Regions from separate parts of the Mus musculus genome. Here region 2 is linked to region 1. A link is a contact called in ENCODE Hi-C or POLR2A ChIA-PET data. All regions are on one chromosome and are shown on one strand. The core of a region is the stretch at or near the end of the contact, and the rest is flanking DNA. Distances in the headings are between cores, read along the strand shown. Region 1 holds the start of Zmynd10 (zinc finger, MYND domain containing 10). Region 2 holds the start of Sema3b (sema domain, immunoglobulin domain (Ig), short basic domain, secreted, (semaphorin) 3B).

Region 1 (4,001 bases), core at 687-3,186:
TGAGATCTGCTGCAAGACAGGTGGAGGCAGGCAGGGCAGGCTGGGTGAGGTGAGGGCTGAGTGGCCATGCCAGGGCAGCTGACCTTGCCTTGCTCACACCTCCTCCCCACCCCCCTGCCCCAGGCATGAGCTACCATGAGCTGGACGAGCGACTAGAAAATGACCCCAACATCATCATCTGCTGGAAGTGAGGCTGGCTAGCTGGAACATGTTACTATGGCTACTTGCCCCTACTAAGGCCTCCTTGGTCCACTGGAGCTAGACAAGTATGGTTGTACATATGGTCTGGAGGGTGAGACTCGGTTTTGTAAATAAAGTTATGTGTTTCATCCTGTGGAATATTGAGTACTGCTTCAGCCAACAACTAAAGACCAGTGAATGTGAAAGCCATGCCAACTGGCCTGGGCTGGCTGGAGCGCCATCTAGTGGGCAAAAATGTCAAACAGGCTGAAGGTTTTTGTTTGTTGATTGGTTGGTTTGTTTTGGGTTTTGAGGGATGAAGGAGGTTGATTTTTCTGAGACAAAGTCTCACTATGTAACTCTGGCTGTCCTGGGATTCACTACGTAGCCCAGGCTGGCCTACTCAGTCAGGGAGCTGACTACCTCTGCCTCTGAGTGCTGGGATTAAAGGTGGGCGCTGGAATGCCTGGCCACACTTAGATTTTTAACTTTTTGTTTGTTTGTTTTTTTATTTTTATTTTTTGGCGGTCAGTACGAGGTGGAGCTAAGACGGGCTGTTATAAAGCACAGAGTGGCCTGGAACTTCCTGATTTGAACTTCTGATTCTCCTGCCTTGGTCTCCTGAGTTAGTTAATTAGGATTATAGATTTATGTTCCCACACCCCACGTATGCAGTCCTGGGGACTGAAGCCAAGGCTCTGTGCATGCTAGACAGGCAAGTTCTCAGCTATGAGCACTGCTCTGGCCTATAAACCGAAAGAACTAGAATCAGGTAAGATGGATATAATATATTGGGACAGGAGCAAAAATTGCTCTGTATTAGATGGCCAAGGAGGATCTGAGTGACTGAGCCTTGAAGGAGTAAGACTATTCCAGAAGAAATAAGGCAAGGGCCCAAACATGGTGGCGCATGCTTGTGATGCTAACACTAAGGAGGCTGACACAAGTGAATTAGTTCAAAGACAGCTTGGACTATACAGAGTTAAAGCCAGCCTGGCTGACATAGTCAAACCCTGTCTCAGAAAGCCTGTAGGAGGAACTCAGGGAAAGCTCATGAGGTTGGGACGTGGAAAACAAGCACGGTGGTGCACGCCTCAATCCACAACACTGGGGAAGCCGACCAAGAAGAAGGAAAGCTTAAACCAGCCCTGGCTCTATAGCGAGCTCCGTGTCGGTCTTGGCTATATAATGAGAATCCATCTCAAAGAGAGGATGGGGTTCTGGGGAGATGGCTCACACACAAACGTTTTTAAAATAAAAGAGAATGGGACAAAAAAAATGAAGCACGTGGGTAGGAGAGAGGGCGGGAGGAAGGTTCTTCCTGGTAAGCCGCTGTGGTCTGGTATTTTGGGAGCCAGCGCCATTCTGGAGGGAGGTATGTTAGGTGCACATCATTAGGACTCCTGGCTGCGGGCCTGAGCCTGGTAACGCATGCCTTAATTTCAGCACTAGAAAGACAGAGCACACAGAGGCCAGTGGAACCCTTTGATTTGAAGGCCAGCTCGGTATAAATAGGAAGTTCCACGCCAGCCTATGTCATAAAAACGAAAAACTGAAAGACTCAGCTGCTGAGACCGCGGTAGCTACCCTATTGAGGGGCTAAGACAGTGCAGCTGCAGGAGTTGCACACTCACAGCTGTGCAAGCCCTGGGGAGGTGTGGCGAGTGGGTCTGGCATCTGGGGCTGCTTATTGGCGGTGAGGTAGGCGTGGCAAGAGCGGTATCGAGACAAAACTACGCAGGCGCCAAGCTCCCTCGTTTCCATGGCGACGACGACTCAAGCGCTTCAACGGCTTGGCAACTGCCCTGTCCCAAGACTTTGGTCCTACCGCTGGACTCTGTAGTCCTAAGTGTTTCAGTTTTCCCTATTCGGGTTGCTTCCCAAAACCAAAGGAATCTTAGCCCCTGGCATGGGTGACCTGGAACTGCTGCTGCCTGGGGAGGCTGAGGTGCTGGTGCGGGGCCTGCGCAGCTTCCAGCTTCGGGAGATGGGCTCTGAAGGGTGAGGCAGCCGCCACAGGTGGAGTCACTGGTCTTTTAGTGGAGGAGCTTGGAACTGACATTGGAGAAGGGGTTGCCAGTGTGGAGGGGCCTCCAGGTGGGTAGGCAAAGCTCTCTGAGATAGAAGCGTATGGCCCCCGTGCCCCTCTGGCCCCAGGACAGGATCATGGTAGTCTTCAGTAGGATCCAACCCCACCCTCACTCCCGTTGCACATCTGGTCACCCAATGTACATACATCCCTTCGGGGGCAGGTGGAATAAGCAGCATGAGAGCCTGGAGAAGCTGAACATGCAAGCCATCCTTGATGCAACTATCAGCCAGGCTGAGCCCATCCAGGAACTGCTAATCAACCATGGGAAGGTACGTCCAGGTCCCAGGCAGGATTCCTGCCTTCTATTGTACCTCTTGGGGACACTAGGCAGCACCTGTTCTTCCTTCAGGCCTGGTACACCTAAGTGGGAAAGAAAAATATGTTTGTTTTATTTTGAGATAAGGTGTTGATCTGTAGCCCAGATGGCCATTAGCCTAACTGTGTCTGCCTCCCAAGTGCCGGGGCTGCAGGCATGCCTCGCTGTACCTGGCTGGCTACATTTCCTATTGTACCCTCAGTGGATGCGAGAGTGGATGGAGCCATGGATCCTAGGCTCCAGGGGGAGTGCTCAAGTGCTGACATGAGCCTGAATTGACTGTAAGGCCAAAGAGATCCTCTCTAAGGAGGAAGTGAGGCTTTCCAAATGGGGAAGGTAGCACACTAGGAGAAAGTAGAAGCCGGGAAAGATGCCTGGCTGGAGGCTGGGCCAAGGGCGGCCCTAGTTCTCCTGCAAGAGAAAGGCAGAGCTGGGTAGCAGGGATTGGTCTAGGAACAGGGCTCAGTAAAGGGCTGAAGTAAGAGTAAGGCCAGGTGACAAAGACCAGAATAAGGACAGGAAGAGCAGAGCTGCCCTAAAGTGGGGTATCCCTGGACGGAGGGTGGGGTAAGGTGCAAGAGGGCAATGGCAGTAAAGGCCATTCAGAGGAAACCCAAGAGAGTTGGAGACTTAAGACAGGCTAAAGCTGGGACAGGAAAGCTGAGGGACCAAGGCAGGGCCATTTCACCCCTGCTTCTCCCCCGTCCTCCGCAGATCCCAACGCTGGTGGAGGAGCTGATTGCGGTGGAGATGTGGAAACAGAAGGTTTTCCCTGTGCTGTGCCGGCTGGAGGACTTCAAGCCCCAGAATACCTTCCCCATATACATGGTGGTGAGCTGGGCCCTCAGAGTCCTGAGCCGAGAAAGATAGCTAACAGCCAGTCCCTGTCTCTCCCTCTCAGCCCAGCCCCGTCCTCTTCGACAGGTACACCATGAGGCCTCCATCATCAATCTCCTAGAGACAGTGTTCTTCCACAAGGTGAGACACTACTCTGCAGGCCTGAGCCTGGTGGGCTATGTCGGCCGGGGAGGGCATCGAACCCCAGAAATATCCCCTCCCTGAACCCCCCCAGGAGGTGTGTGAGTCAGCTGATGACAAGGTCTTGGACCTAGTAGACTATTGCCACCGCAAGCTGATACTGCTAGTGGCCCGGAAAGGCGGTGGTGACCTGTCTGAAGAAGAACAGTTCCAGGACAGTACCCCTATGCAAGTAAGCTACGGTTTCCTGGACTTAACAAAATCTCGATGTGAGTTCTCTCCAGCCTCCACAGGCAGGGTGAATGCTATGTGCCTGTGCCCCTACCCCCCTCTCCCGCACCATCAGGAGCTGCAAAAGCAGGCGGAGATGATGGAATTTGAGATATCCCTGAAAGCCCTCTCGGTGCTTCGCTACATCACAGACTGCGTGGATAG
Region 2 (3,998 bases), core at 350-2,849, 62 kb after region 1:
CTGAAAACCACTCCCTGTTTGAAGTCTTGGGAGCACTTTAAAGGGCTGGATGTTGCCTCACTCTCCCCAAGACTGCCCTCAGGGGTCAGAAGGCCCCCAGCCACGGCTGTACGGTTGTATGGCACAGGTGCCTTGGCGCTGCAACTGTGCAGTTTTGTTAATACCGCCTGGACGTCATCCAATCAGAGATAAGGGGACACAGACAGAGATAAGGGGAGACTTATCTCTCCAGGAGCTTTAGGATCTAGTGTTCTTGGCCTACCTGTCTAGCCGCTGGGGGACAAGGGCCAGGGGTGTTCAGAAAGGAGCCTAGGTTTCTAGGATAAGGCCCTACTCTGCTCCTGGGCTCGCTGCCTCTCTCCAAGGACCTGGGCAGCCTCCCCTGGCCTCATGCAAGCAAACAACATTCTTTGGCTGTTTACAATTTTCCACCCAGCAGCAAGTGCCGCCTGGAGGCCCCTGGTCACCCCTGCTGTGTCCCTGGTCTGCCCAGACTGACTCCAGTTCTCCAGACTCAAGGACCCAATCTCTTTTCTTTTATGCCAGGCACCAGCGCTGGTATTCACACCAGGAGGCAGTGCCAGAGGCCCCCCCCCCCACCTTTCTGACAACCGGGGGCTCTCACTTCCCAGCTCAAGGGCACGAGCTGCCTCTGGCCCTCTTTAGCCAGGTGACTTGCTCCCGTAGCTATGTCTCCTCCCTTGAAGAGTGAGAGGTGAGAGGATCTCTTTCCTGCTCCCTACTGCTGGGTTTCATCCTGTTGGATTTAAGGTGGGGCTCCCCTAAAAGGCAGCACTTCAGATGCCAGTACCCGGGTGTCATAACTGGACTTTCTAAAGATTCTGGAATAAGGCAGTCTTGGTCTGAAACCCAGAGAGGCAGCTGGGGTCCCTACTCCTGCTTGAGCCTCTATCTTGGGGACATCCACTAGCACAGGTCTGCTTGGGTTCTCCCTGCGGACTGTGCATTGACAGTACAGCCTACCAAAGCTCTGTCTTTTCCTTTTGGAGATAACTGGATAGTTGCACCAAGTCTCTGCACTTGCCTGCCCACCTTGCCTCACTACCGAGCCACCTCTGCACCATGCCTGGGCTCCCTGTGGTAGCGTGGTGGCTCCGTAGGACACCCAACACCCTTTTGATGGTGGCTGTGCTGGTCGGTCATGCCAGTGTCCTGGGCTGGGTGGGATTGCAGGCTCCCTACTGACACCTGCTTTTGCAATCAACGATGGCTCCACCTTGCAACCTTCCCCCCGCTGGCCACGTGGGCACTAGGTCATGAGACTCTGAGAACTGGAGCTTAGTGCCAGGGGGTGGTAAGGCACTGCCACGAGGACTAGGAGCCCCAGGAAGCCTAATTCCCCCAACAGTATACCACCTGCCCCCAGGCAATCTGGGAAAAAGTCAAGGGTCTGTCAGGACATTCCCCACCCACAAACCCCAAGCCTGGCCACCATGGTCCAGGGGACCCCCGGCCCACCTTTTGGAAAGATCAGTTCCTCCCCTCCTTGCCTCTTGCCCTTCCCTTCAGTGGGCCATGTCAGAGCTGAGGTGGAGGGGTGGCAGGAGGGGCCACCACCAGGAGCCTTGGGCCTTTCACTGTGGCCCTCCCCCTACTGGCTCCACCCCTGCGTTCCCGCCCTCCCTCCCTCCCTCGTGCACATTCCTCCCAGGCTGAGGTCAGCCCCTCTGGGATGGGGAGTCCCCCCCCCTCAACCAGCCACATCACAGTTCCACACTCCTGTTTTCTTCATTGCCCAGTAGAGTGGGATGGGGAAGCCGGGGAGTGGGGGTGGGGCCCCGTTCTTTACAGCCTTTGAGGAAGGGGCTATACCAGGAAAGCTGCAAAAAATACTGTAGAGCACTCTGTACTGATCAACAGCCATTTACATAAATGGCATTTACATAAATACTACATCCCCTAAGTTGGATAGAGAGAGCCTTCCTGGAAACCCTGACTTATGCGTGTGTGGGGCATCCTCTGTATGCTCTGATAGGAGTTGAAGATGCTGAGGGGACTGCCCAGAACCTGTGTAGTGATCAACTAACCCCTCCCCCACATCCCCAAGACAGGATTTCTCTGTAAAGCTCTGGCTTTTCTAGAACTTGGTTTGTAGACCAAGCTAGCTTTGAACTCCCAAATGCTGGCATTAAAGGCACGCGCCACCACCTGCCAACCTTACAGGCTCACTCTTCCTAGCTATCCCTGGTCAGTCGCTTCTATAACCCCCTCGGCTGAGCAGGCTGGTGCACGCTAGAGGCACAGTGCAGATGAGTGCTATTGCCAGCACAGCTCTGGGCCTCTTCTGATGAGGGAAACCCTGCTAGGTCATGGCTACCATCTTAGCCTCAGGCTCAGCTCCTCTCCCACTTCCTACTCTGCATAGCTACTTTTCTCCACCCTCCAATCCTTGTGCTCAGGGATCCCTCCCCTAGGGATCCCCCAGAATTCTCAAAAGTTCACTCCTAGCAGCACCCAAAAACATTCCTCAGGGATCCTATTCTAAGTCTTGTTGAAGATAGGATAAGATCCTACCTGCCTCTTGCCTCTGGGCTGGGACCCTGGGGTCACCCTCCACAGTGCCTTCTTGCTTCTACATCCTGACTTGACTCACAGGAGTTCACAGGGATGAAGCTCCTGGCCCGGGGTCCACAGCACCACCCTAGCTCCGTCTTGCCAGCCTTCTAGCCTCCCGGCTGGCCCGGCCTGTTTCTGAATGCATGGAGCTTTTGTTGCCAAAATATCACCTGGGCTGTGCCTTGAACCCTTTAGTGTCACCCACTGGACTGTCACAACTCGCTACCCATCTCAGCTTTTTTTCTTCCTCTGTGAAAGACTTCTGTTGAAGCTCAGGACCAGGCCTTAGGTTCTCCATTGTGGGGACAATGAAGAGACCCTCCAGCTCTGGGGATGCCCAGCATAAAGAAGGAAGAGAGCATGTCTGTAGAAAACCCTTCCACTCTCCTGGGCTTGCTGGGTCTTCATGAGGCTCAGGAAATAATGAGGAAGACACATAGCAGGTCCCTCTTTTCCTCTGCCCCTGGCCTCTCAATGAGACCAGAAAGTGGAGATGGGAGATAATACTAAACTATGATTTTTCTCCAGACTAAAATTACCTGCAAGGTTGCCTCTCCGCTGAGTGAGAAACTAGAACAAGAAGCTAGGAGGACCCATGTTTCCTCACCTCTGCCCACCTTGAACCCTGATATCTCATGTGTGACTAAGACTGAATGTCTGGCAAGCTTGCACATCCTTGCTGTAACCCAGCTGTGTACAAGTCCCAACTGGCTGGAGGCCATTACATTCTCTTCTGATTGAAATGGGGGGAGATGCAGACCCCCATGGCAGTGATGAAGGTCCTAGGTTTTCTTTTAGTCATAAGGATTCAGGTCATAGGGAGGGGCTTAAACATCAGCCCACACTCAGCCAAGAGACACTGTAGTTTTTGGTTTTAGTTTTTAGGTTTTTTTTGAGACAGGGATTCTCTGTGTAGCCTTGGCTATAACGGAACTCACTCTTCAGACCAGGATGCCCTTGAACTCGGAGACCCACTTGCCTCTACCTCTCAAGTGCTTTATTTAAAGGTGTGCGCCACCACGCCTGGCTGGGACATTGTAGTCTGGTTCCCATCCCTTTCTATCACCCAAAGCCATACACATGCACATACGCATACTATCAGAGAGATACAAAATACTAAAAAATCTTGGTCTGCTCTGAAAGGCAGTTGGAGATTCCATCAGAACTAGACAGCTCCTGTTGTCTCAGAAGCTCTGGCCCCAGGAAGGGCCCCTTTCCTGTTCCGAACAGGACATCTGTCCCCACCTGCCTGTAGGGCCTGCCTCTTCCCCACAGAGGCTCCCATAAGCTCCCTTCTTTAGGCTTCTGACTCTTAAGGGCTTATTCATCTCTCTGGTCCCAGCTGTTCCGCTGCCCTACAAACAGGTTAAAAATACCAAGGCTACCACCACCAACCACATTCGTGGTTCCAGCGACTATTT

The links. Hi-C counts contacts between places; a loop is a spot of excess contacts on that map. ChIA-PET counts read pairs that join two places held with the same protein, here RNA polymerase II (POLR2A).
Region 2: POLR2A ChIA-PET joins it to region 1 with 15 read pairs in embryonic stem cell. The contact joins the promoter of Sema3b here to the promoter of Zmynd10 in region 1. A Hi-C loop is called at or near these places in 1 of 37 maps with a recorded cell type or tissue (T-helper 17 cell). POLR2A ChIA-PET finds 5 or more read pairs at or near these places in 4 of 5 experiments (Patski and embryonic stem cell).

What each region holds. Positions count from the first base shown.
Region 1 is chr9:107,545,368-107,549,368 of GRCm38, forward strand. It overlaps Zmynd10 (zinc finger, MYND domain containing 10), which reads left to right and starts at 1,937. Exons shown (of 12, transcript NM_053253.4): 1 at 1,937-2,181; 2 at 2,433-2,541; 3 at 3,303-3,419; 4 at 3,513-3,566; 5 at 3,661-3,798; 6 at 3,913-4,001. The coding sequence starts at 2,090. It overlaps Gm34106 (predicted gene, 34106), which reads right to left. Exons shown (of 2, transcript NR_168657.1): 2 at 2,201-2,632. It overlaps Nprl2 (NPR2 like, GATOR1 complex subunit), which reads left to right. Exons shown (of 11, transcript NM_018879.2): 10 at 1-20; 11 at 124-339. The coding sequence ends at 191.
Region 2 is chr9:107,607,642-107,611,639 of GRCm38, forward strand. Sema3b (sema domain, immunoglobulin domain (Ig), short basic domain, secreted, (semaphorin) 3B) reads right to left here and starts at 1,600. Exons shown (of 20, transcript NM_001042779.2): 1 at 1,480-1,600.